Linked DNA regions of Homo sapiens: region 2 is linked to region 1. Evidence: read pairs that join two places in POLR2A ChIA-PET (ENCODE). Cell type or tissue: PC-3. All regions are shown on one strand. Links, peaks and the distances in the headings refer to the core of each region. The heading gives the core; the rest is flanking DNA. Region 1 overlaps SRPK1 (SRSF protein kinase 1). Region 2 overlaps SLC26A8 (solute carrier family 26 member 8).

The links. ChIA-PET counts read pairs that join two places held together with the same protein. Peaks named below come from ENCODE experiments on the same cell type or tissue, not always from the same donor. Only the 100,000 strongest peaks of a DNase experiment are listed, where the experiment ranks them.
Region 2: POLR2A ChIA-PET joins it to region 1 with 11 read pairs; 6 of 35 experiments call an interaction of 5 or more read pairs at or near these places.

Annotation. Positions count from the first base shown.
Region 1 is chr6:35,892,646-35,898,031 of GRCh38, reverse strand. All of the region lies in intron 2 of SRPK1 (SRSF protein kinase 1), which reads left to right. Among named protein-coding and RNA genes, the nearest start is that of SRPK1, 26 kb to the left of the region's middle. In PC-3, for the core only: no CTCF peak of the experiment used is centred there; a DNase peak (open chromatin) is centred at 2,181.
Region 2 is chr6:36,008,529-36,013,914 of GRCh38, reverse strand. SLC26A8 (solute carrier family 26 member 8) reads left to right here. Exons shown (of 20, transcript NM_052961.4): 3 at 1,543-1,682. It overlaps LOC105375034 (a long non-coding RNA gene), which reads right to left. Exons shown (of 4, transcript XR_926746.3): 3 at 2,821-2,948; 4 at 1,642-1,763. Among named protein-coding and RNA genes, the nearest start is that of SLC26A8, 13 kb to the left of the region's middle. In PC-3, for the core only: no CTCF peak of the experiment used is centred there; no DNase peak of the experiment used is centred there.

The sequences.
Region 1 (5,386 bases), core at 252-5,251:
ATTCATAATGCAATGTATTGATCAATTGGCCTGCATAGATGATCCTTTTAGCAATTACAGGTTTTACCTTACATGAACAAATTGGTAATCAAATTTAAATAAACATACAGGTGATCTATGCAGCTAATAAATCTATTCAACCCACCTCTTGTTGGACATTTAGGTGTCTAATTTGTTCCAATAGAATACGCAGTGGAAGCCTTTTTAAATAAAAGCTACAGGATGGGTGTGGTAGCTCATGCCTGTAATCTCAGCAATTTGGTAGGCTGAGACTGGAGAATCACTTGGGCCCAGGAGTTTGAGACTTGTCTGGGTAACATAGTGAGATCACATCTCTAAAAAATTTTAAAAATTAGCCAGGCATGGTGGTGCACGCCTGTAGTCCCAGATACTTGGGACTGAGGTGGGAGGATCACTTGAACTGAGGAGGACAAGGCTGGAGGGAGCCGTGATAGCACCACTGCACTGCAGCCTGGGCGGTAGAGTGAGACCCTGTCTCATAAATGAATGAATTAATGAATTAATTAAATAACTGCTACATAGTCCTCTGTCTCACCTTTTCCCTAGACATAGGTCTACTTCCTAAAGCAACTACTTTTACCCATTGCTTTTTGTTTATTTTATTAATAGTTGGATAGACGTGCACATCTCCAGCATACTTACTGCTATTCTTTGATTGATCAGCTTTAGCTATTACCATAAATTCTTGCTATGATTGAGGAAGATATAGTTCACTTGTACTATCACCACTTTATCTCTCTCTTCCTCTCAATAAAGCACTATATTTGGACCTAGTTTTCTAAAGCTTTATTGAGACATAATTTGCATGCCATAAATTCACCCATCTAGTGTACACTTCCATTGTTTTAACATATTCAGAATTGTTATATCTCACCATGATCTAAGTTTAGAGCATTTTTATCCTCCTGTAAGAAAACTCCAAACCCATTAGTAGTCACTCACCATTACTCGCTTTACTCAGACCCTGGCAACCGCTAATCTACTTTCTGTCTCAATGGATTTGCCTTTTCTGGACATTTCATGTAAATAAAATCTTAGGATTATGTGGTCTTTTGTAACTGGCTTCTCTTAGTATAATGTTTTCAAGGTTCATTCATCTTGTTAAAGCAGGTATCAGTACATCATTCCTTTTTATGTATAGATATATGAATTTTGTTTATCCGCTCAGCAGTTGGTGGACATTTGGATTATTTCCACTATTTGGTTATTATGAATAATGTTGTATTTGTATATTCCACCCTGTCCCCAGGAATCAGTCAGCATTTTACTTTATAGTACATTCATAATAAGTTCCTGCATTTCCAAGGTAACCAGATCCCATTCAGGTTAACACTACTGGTAACAAAATCATACAACTATGCATTGTGAACATCCATGTACAACTTGGTGTGTGGATACATGTTTTCATCTCTTGGTAAATACCTAGAAGTGGAATTGCTAGGTCATATGGTAATTCTAATGTTTAGCATTTTGAGGAATTAACAAACTTTCCAAAGTGGTTGTGCCATTTTACATTCCCACCAGCGATGTGTAAGGGTTCCAGTTTTTTTCACTTCTTCACCAACACTTGTTATTATCTATTTTGATTACTTTATAACTTTAATATACCTTGAGTAGGAAAACTTCAAACTGTTTTGTTGTCTGCTCTCACACCACAACAATGAACACAGACTCCTGTGACCAAATGTATGAGACTTTTTCCCCTGCCATACACCACCCAATCAGTTCTGCAGCAGATACCAGCTAGATGTCCTCTGATTCAATTCAGTTCTGACAGTGTCTTCTTGGAGACCCCACGGATTGAGGGTTCACTCCTCAAGACTGCCTCTCCCCCGTTTCCAGTGCCAGTTGCAAGCCCAGGTTGTTTTACCTGTGCTTCTGATCAACTGGCTATAAATTGTGTTTCCCATGACACCTCCTTGGGTTGAATTAATTTGCTAGAGGAGCTCACAGAACTCAGGGCAACATGTTTACTGGTTTTTCTAAATAAAGGATATTACAAAGGATAGAGATGAATAGATGCATAGGGCCTAAGGTATGGGAAGGAATGCAGAGCTTCCATGCCCTCTCTGGGTGTACCACCCTCCAGGAATCTCTACTTATTCAGCTGTCTGGAAGCTCTCCATACTTCACCCTCTTGGGCCTTTCATGAAGACTTCATTGGATAGGCATGAACAAAGCATGGTCAACTGTGTAGAAATGTGATTGGACAAAAAGAGTACGACCTAATAGACTGAGTATGGAAACCCAGCAGGGCCTGTCTGTTCAGATTCTTGGCCTCTCTGTGCATCATTCCTTCCCCCAAGGTATGGGGCTCTGAAATGGGGATCTTATGAATCAGGATCAGATAAGGTAGGTCAGATAATTTCTTTATGGAAAGGCACGGGAGGATTACGTTACTGCATTGGGAAGAAAAAGGAGCAGGTGAAAGAGGGCAGGAGGTCTGTTTTCTGAGGCCTGCTTTTGAGGCCTAAAGAGCCCCAACATTATAACAAAAGACTAACAAGGGCTGTGGGAGTTACGAGCCAGGAACTGTGGATGAACACACACACACACACACACACACACACACACAAGCATATGCCTCAACCTTTGTTTTTGGTTTCATTAACTGTAGGCACTTTAACTTCGTAACATGAAAATATTGGTGGACTTTTCTTTCTCTCCCAACTGGCCCCTAAATTCTGTCTTTACAGTGTTTACAAAGAATCCTTACGTTCTACTTTGTAGCCATAATTAGGTATTTTGTGCTTTATCATTAGGTTGATTTTGAAGTAGAAAATCAATAATCTGCATTTATGTTATTTTGACTGTGTCTTGTGCTATAATTACATAACTTTTTTTGTTTAGATTTTGTTTGTTTCTTGGAATTCGTAATTATGTTTTTCTCCCTTGTGTTACCTCTTTTTTATCATATTGTTAGATTCCTCCAGAAAGTATGTCTCAAGCATACTTTCTTGTCTTTGTTTTTTTCCCCGGAATCTCTCAGAGCTCTCTGGTCTCTGGCTCTAGGTCAGATTAAATGCATTTCAGGCCTTCTCTATAGTTGTGCTCTTGGAACTTCCTTTTTGGCTCTTCTGTTTTTGATCTGTAAAACAGAATCCTGTGGATCCTATGTCTTCTTTCTCAGTTTTACTGCTTTGTTTTCTTGACTTTAAGTAACTTCTTCAGAGAAGATGAATGGGAGATAAGTTTCAATGTTGGTCCATATTTGAAAAACTTTATTCTGCTCTCAAATGTTGTTGATACTTAGACTAGGTTAAAAAAAAAATCCTCAGAATTTAGAAGTCATTGCCTCATTGTCTTTTAGTGTATTGGCTTTCTGATGAGATAGATGATGACAGTCTAATTACTGCCCTTCTAGCTTTTTTTACCTAGAAGCCTTTAGAGTCTTCTTAACACTGGGATTTAAAAATTTCCCTAATAAAAAATTAAGTAGAGCTTCCGTTCAATCTCCAGAAATTTCTTGAATTTCTTTAATAATTTTATCTCTTCTATTTTCATAAGTTTCTCTTTCTGCAACTCTATTATTCAGATGTGGGAACTTCTGGTTTGATTGTGTTTGTCTCATCTCTTTTTGAGCATTATTATCTTGAGTAGAGATATTACGGGATAATGGGCGATTATGAGATAAGTGGGCATTTTTCCCCCCTACATTTAGGGAATGGTCAAGTTTATTTTCTAGAACTTCTTTCTGACTTTACTCATCTTTTAGACTAGAGCATCATAGTCTGTATGGAAATCGGCATCATTTAACATTTCTCTATTCATATTAACTAGTTTTTAAGTTTGGTCTTTCTCCTGAATGCATATCTCTCTTGTAGGGTCAGTTTTCCAATTGCTTATCTTGGTCTCTGTCTTTGGGGCCGTGGGCTTTCCTCAAATGTTCGATGATCCTTAGTCACCTTTTATTTTTATGGATGAGGCATTAGAGACCTGATTGATAGCCCTACGTCCCTAGCAAGGCTTTTTCTTTCTTTTCTTTTTTTTTCTTTTATTTGAGACAGAGTCTCGCTCTGTCGCCCAGGCTGGAGCACAGTGGCATGATCTCGGCTCATTGCAACCTCTGTCTCCCGGATTCAAGCAATTCTCACACCTCAGCCTCCCGAGTAGCTGCGATTACAGGCGCATGCCACTGTGCCTGGCTAATTTTTGTATTTTTAGTAGAGACGGGGTTTCACCATGTTGGCCAGGCTGGTCTTGAACTCCTGGCCTCGGCCTCCCAAAGTCCTGGGACTATAGGCATTAGCCACCGTGCCTGGCCAGCTTTTTCTTTAGAGTAAATAGGAGGCTACCTGTGTGATGTTTGGTCCCACTGAATGCCAGAATCTGGAAAAGTTTACTCTGGGGTAGCATCATCCACACTAACAGCATTTGTTCTTTCCAGTTTATTTTATTTTCTTTAGAGAATAGGCCTCCTTTTTTGCCCCCTGCAAGATAAATACCAGTCTGTCTGCTGTGCAGTGTATGGTGTCAACTCCATTATACAAGCCTTCAGTTAATCATCCCCCACCCCTTTTTTTTTTGAGACAAGGTCTTGCTCTGTCGCCCATGCTGGAGTGCAGTGGCACAGTCATGACTCACTGCAGCCGCAACCTTGCAGCTTCAAGCATTCCTCCCACCTCAGTTCCCCGAGTAGCTGGGACTACAGGCACGCACCACCAAGCCCAGTTAATTTTTGCGTTTTTCTTAATGATGAGGTTTCACCATGTTTCCCAGGCTGGTCTTGAACTTTTAGGCTCAAGGGATCTGCCCGCCTTGGCCTCACAAAATGCTGGGATTACAGGTGTGAGCCACCGCAACCGGCCCCATTTCATTTACTTTCATTAAGTTTGAATCAGAGAATCTGTTTCAGAATTCCATCTTAATCTCAAATTGGAGAATGTTGTTCTTCATTCAGACTCCTTATTTCCACTTAGGAAAGTGGGCCAGTGTATTACTAAATAAATTTCCCAAAGACATGTTTTCAGTTACAATGAACATTGAATCATGCAGTTTTATAGCTAATTTTGTGTACCCTGGGGGATTAAAAAGAAAATCAAGAATTGAGGAAGGTTGGAATGGCCACCAAAAATCTAAATCATTAGTTGCATCAAGGTATTTCTTATGTCTTAAATAGCTCAGTCATAGCATGTAACTGGTTTTTCTATTAAAATGTTTTTCTGTTAATTGAATCTTTTGAAAAAATAATCTGATGAAACAGGTTGATGAAAAGGTAAATAAATACTGAAAAATTAAAATTAAGATGTATTTTCCTTTAGCTATTGAAAGGAATGCTGTGTACCCTGCCTTTTTGTTTTGTTTTGTTTTGTGTTGTTGTCGTTGTTGTTGTTGTTGTTGTTGTTGTTGTTGTTGTTTTTAGACA
Region 2 (5,386 bases), core at 324-5,323, 120 kb before region 1:
GTAAAGTCATATTTATTTGGCATTAATTACCTTAGCAATAGTAATGCCATAGTTGTAACAGTAAAACATAAGTAAAATTACTTTTTGTCTGAGCATGCACTTCAGCCCTGACTACGTTAAAGTTATATTTGTTGTTGTAGTCAAATCCCAATTATCTAGCTCAGTTTACACATGAAAAATCTTCATACTTTTTACTTTCAACCCCTGCTAAAATCTAAATAATGAAAAACAATTTAAAACCAAATTGGTTTTCTTGGTTGATTAATGATGATTCTGTTGTTTTAGATGATCTAAAAGTTAAAGCAGGTTTTCTCAATCTCAGCATCATTGACATTTTGGACCAGAAAATTCTTTCTTGTGGAGAATTGGCCTGTGTATTCTGTGATGTTTAGCCTCTACCCACTTGCCAATTGCAAGAATCAAAAATGTCTCCGGGCCAGGCACGGTGGCTTATGCCTGTAATCCTAGCACTTTGGGAGGCCGAGGCGAGCAGATCACCTGACCAGCCTGGCCAACATGGTGAAACTCCATCTCTACTAAGAATACAAAAATTAGCCAGGCATGGTGGCGCATGCCTGTAATCCCAGCTACTCAGGAGGCTGAGGCAGGAGAATTGCTTGAACCCGGGAGGCAGAGGCTGCAGTGAGCCAAGATTGTGCCACTGCACTCCAGCCTGGGCGAAAGAGCAAGACTCCATCTAAAAAAAAAAAAAAAAGTCTCTGGACATTGCCACATGTACACAGGGGAACAAAACTGCACCTAGTTGAGATCTACTGGGCTAAAGGATAATAAAGTCTTATTTTATAAAGTTGTTTCCTTACATAACTAAGTCCTTAAGCACAGGACTTCATATTCTCTATTTTCTACTAATTTCTACATGTCACAGGTCAAGGCCAGACAGAGTAAATGTTTGGTAAAAATTTTAGTTCCATGCTCTCCTCTCCTCCACAGAGGGTCATAATTAGAAAGAACACACTTTATGCACCTGCCTCGCACTTGGGGACTCTCCTAATTGGGAATAACATGAATGTGTTAACTGCCCTTCCACCTATCAATGTCACACCTCAAAACACTGTCCTTGTCAAAAGAAAACAACAGCAGTCCATTTTTCTACTGGAAAATTGGTAGGTTTAATTCTTCCCAAATATCCTGTGAAAACACAGAACTGATTACATGCTGGACGTATATGGCTTAGTTCTTGACATATACATAGCACTTGGTTCTGAAGCTAAGGTGATTTAGTCCCCCAGGGAACATGTGGCGATGTCTGGAGACATTGTTATTGTTAGCTGTCACAGCTGAAGCGGGGAGTTCTACTGATATCAAATGTGGGAATGTGTAGAGACGAGGGATGCTGCTAAACATCCTGCAATGCACAGGACAGCCCAACAACAAAGAATTATCTGGTCCAATATGTCAAACTCTCATTAGTGCTGACAAGACTCTACTTTTTCTTGGCTATGTGGGCCAAATGCCTTTTCTTGGCTATGCGGGCATTTTCTTTGGAGAAACTAACCAAGTCTCTGCTCCTCTCTCTCACAGCTGCTCATGGCACAGGTTCCTACGATGCGTGCTTACAATCTTTCCCTTCCTAGAATGGATGTGTATGTATCGATTAAAGGATTGGCTTCTGGGAGACTTACTTGCTGGTATAAGTGTTGGCCTTGTGCAAGTTCCCCAAGGTAAGGAAGATATGAAGCCTGTTCATCCAAAGACAATGTATCAGACCTTGTCCACGTGCCCAGGGTAAACAATTACTTGTGCTACATGAATAGAAAAAAAATATTGAATTTTATTCACAGCATTACCATTTGTTCCCTTATCTGCCAGATTTCTAACCTCTCCAGGGTGGTTCCAAAAGACTTGGTTTACTTTAGACCCCTGAATGCTTTCCAGAGTATTTGTAACACCCACTCTTTGTTATTTTTTCCCTTCACTAGTTATTTCATGCTTATGGCTATAATACATCTCACTTGGCATTGGTTTTACCTAGAAAGGGGAAGGATAGGTGGGCATAGTGGCTCATGCCTGTAATCCCAGCACTTTGGGAGGCCAAGGCAGACAGATTGCTTGAGCTCAGGAGTTCCAGACCAGCCTGGCTAACACAGTGAAACTCTGTCTCTACAAAAAAATACAAAAATTAGCGGGGCCTGGTAACGTGTGCCTGTAGTCTTAGTTACTCTGGAGGCCAAGGTGGGAGGATCACCTGAGCCCAGGAGGTCGAGACTGTAGTGAGCAGTGATCACACCACTGCACTCCAGCCTGGGCAACAAAGCAAGACCCTGTCTCAGAAAAGAAAAAAAAGGTGAAGGATAGGAAACATAGCATGCCAGCATCTCTCCAGCAAGTGACAAGCAATCCAGTGCTCACTCTTTGGTCTTCCAAGTAGCAGTTCAGATGTAAGACAACAAGATCACACAGATAGGTGTGGGAGCTTATCTGGGCTTTAAAAACTCATTTCCCAAATAGGAATCAACAACTTTGTAACAGTGCCATAAATATTGCTTCCAGAGTCCCACAATGGGCAAGTCCAGTTGTAAGAGTCACTATGCTCAGAGAATCCCAAAGGTAGGGCTTCCAACTGGATATTTATCTTTCATTCACAGTCCTCTTGGTCCAGATGGAATATACTATTTGGGTTCATTTTTACCATAAGCAATTCTGCCCGGTAACACAGCTGACGTTCTACCATTATAAGGTTTCCAGGGAAACAGAGCTAGAAAGTTAACCCCAGATCAAATTCATCCTCAAAAAATAGAATGGGTTTTATAAATCCTTTACTCACAGTAGTTTATAGTTCCCCAGATAGTCTTTAAATACCTCCATTTCTCTATTTTTCTGAGGCTCAACAGGCAGGGTTGAAGCTTGTGATCGGGCAGGTTGTGGATAGCACAAAAGAGGTCAAGAACATGAACAAGCTGTGGCTGAAATCCAACTCTAGCACAGCACTGTTAATTGGGGAAAACAGATAACTTTTTAAATCTTTATTTACTTATTTGTTTCTAAATTATCAAATAGTAAAATTGGCGCTTTTTTTCCCCTTTTGGTGTATACTCAGATTGATTTTAACCCACTTGGCTGGGACTGGTGGCTCATGCCTGTAATCCCAGCACTTTGGGAGGCCTGGGCAGGCAGATTGATTGAGATCAGGAGTTTGAGACCAGCCTGGGCAACATAGTGAAACCCCATCTCTACTAAAAATACAAAAATTAGCTGGGCATGGTGGCACACACCTGTAATCCCAGCTACTTGGGAGGCTGAGGCAGGAGAATTGCTTGAACCCAGGAGGTGGAGGTTGCAGTGAGCCAAGATCGCACCACTGCACTCCAGCCTGGGTGACAGAGCGAGACTCCATCTCAAAAAAAAAAAAAAAAAAAAGAATACATATATAGATTTGTGTAACCACCACCACAATTGATGCAGAGTAGTTCCATCACCTCCAGAACTCTCTCATGCCATGCTTTTTAAGCCACATACCCCCCAATCTATAACCCCTAGCAACCATTGATCTGTTCTCCAGCACCATAATTCTGTCTTTTTGAGCACATCATATAAATGGAATCATACAGTATGTAAATTTCAAAGGCTGGCTTCTTTCATTATGCATTGTGCCTTTGAGATTCACGCAAATTGTTGTGTGTATCAATAGTTCATTTTTATTGCTTAGTAATATTCTACTATATGGATACATCGCAGCTTGTTTATCCATTCACTTGTTGATAGACATTTTGTTTCCAGTTTTGGTCTCTCACAAATGAAGTTGCTATGAACATTCACGTACAGGTTTTGAGTGAACATAGTTTTCATTTTACTAAGCTGGAGCTGGATCACTGGTCACATGGTACGTGTATGTTTAACTTTATAAGAAACCACCAAACTGTTTTCCAGAGTGGTTTTTCTACCATTTTACATCCCCAGCTGCAAGCATAAGAATTTCATTTCCTCCACATCCTCATCAGCACTTGATATTGTCAATATTTTTAAAATCAAACTTTCTATTTTGAGATAATTATAGATTCACATGCGTTTGTAAGAAACAACAGATAGAACCCATGTACCCTTTACCCAGTTTCCCCAATGGTAATATCTTGCAAAGCTATGGTTCAGTCTCACAACCAGGATATCAGCATTGTTTCAGTCAAGATAGAGAACACTTTCACCACCACAAAGATTCCTCAAGTTGTCTTTCTATAGCCACCACTACCTGCCTCCTGTCCCTAACTCCTCTTAATCCCTAGCAATCATTAATATGTTCTTCACTTCTATAATTTTAACATTTCAAGAAAGTCATCTAAAGGGAATCATACAGCATATAACCCTTTGGTATTGGTTTTTTTCCCTCATAATTCTTTGGTGATTCATCCAGATTGTTGTATATATGAATTGTTTATAACTTTTTATTTTTGAGTAATAGTCCATGGTATAGATGTATCACAGTTCATTTAAACATTTACCCATTGAAGGATATCTGGATTGCTTCCAGGCTTTATTATTACACATATAGACGATATGAACATTCATGTGCAGGTTTGTTGTTGTTGTTGTTGTTGTTGTTGTTGTTTTTGAGAGGCAGTCTCACTCTGTCACCCAGGCTGGAGTACAGTGGCACGATCTCGGCTCACTACAACCTCTGCCACCCGGGTTCAAGCAATTCTCCTGCCTCAGCCTCCTGAGTAGCTGGGATTACAGGCGCACGCCACCACACCCAGCTAACTTTTGTCTTTTAGTAGAGACAGGGTTTCACCATGTTGGCCAGGCTGGTCATAAACTCCTGACCTTAAGTGACCACCCACCTTGGCCTCCCAAAGTACTGGGATTACAGGCAAGAGCCACAGCGCCTGGCCTCATGTGCAGGTTTTTAAAATAAATGTTAAGTCTTCATTTATCTGGGATAAATGCTTAGGAGTGTAGTACATTGCTGGAGTATATAGGAGTTGCCTGTTGCCTTTTTTCACCAACCTGTTTTCCAGAGTGGCTTAACATATTACCTTCCCACTAGCAATCTATCAGTGATCCAGTTGCTCTGTATCCTCACCAACATTTGCTGTTGTCACTATTTTTTATTTTAGCTATTCTGATAGTCATGTAGTGATATCTCATTATGGTTTTAGTTTGCATTGTCTTAATGGCTAGTGATATTTAACACCTTTTCATATGCTAATTTCCATCTGTTATTTTCATAAAATGGCTCTTCTCGTCTTTTGCCCATGTTCTAGTTAAATTATGTTTTTACTGTTGAGATCTGAGAATTCTTTGTAGATTCTGGATACTAGTTATTTTGTCTTTTGTGTTTTGCAAATATTTTCTCCCAGTCTGGAGCCTGCCTTTTCATACTCTTAACAGTCTTCCAGAGCAAAAGTTTTGATTTTGATAGGCTCGTTTTTAG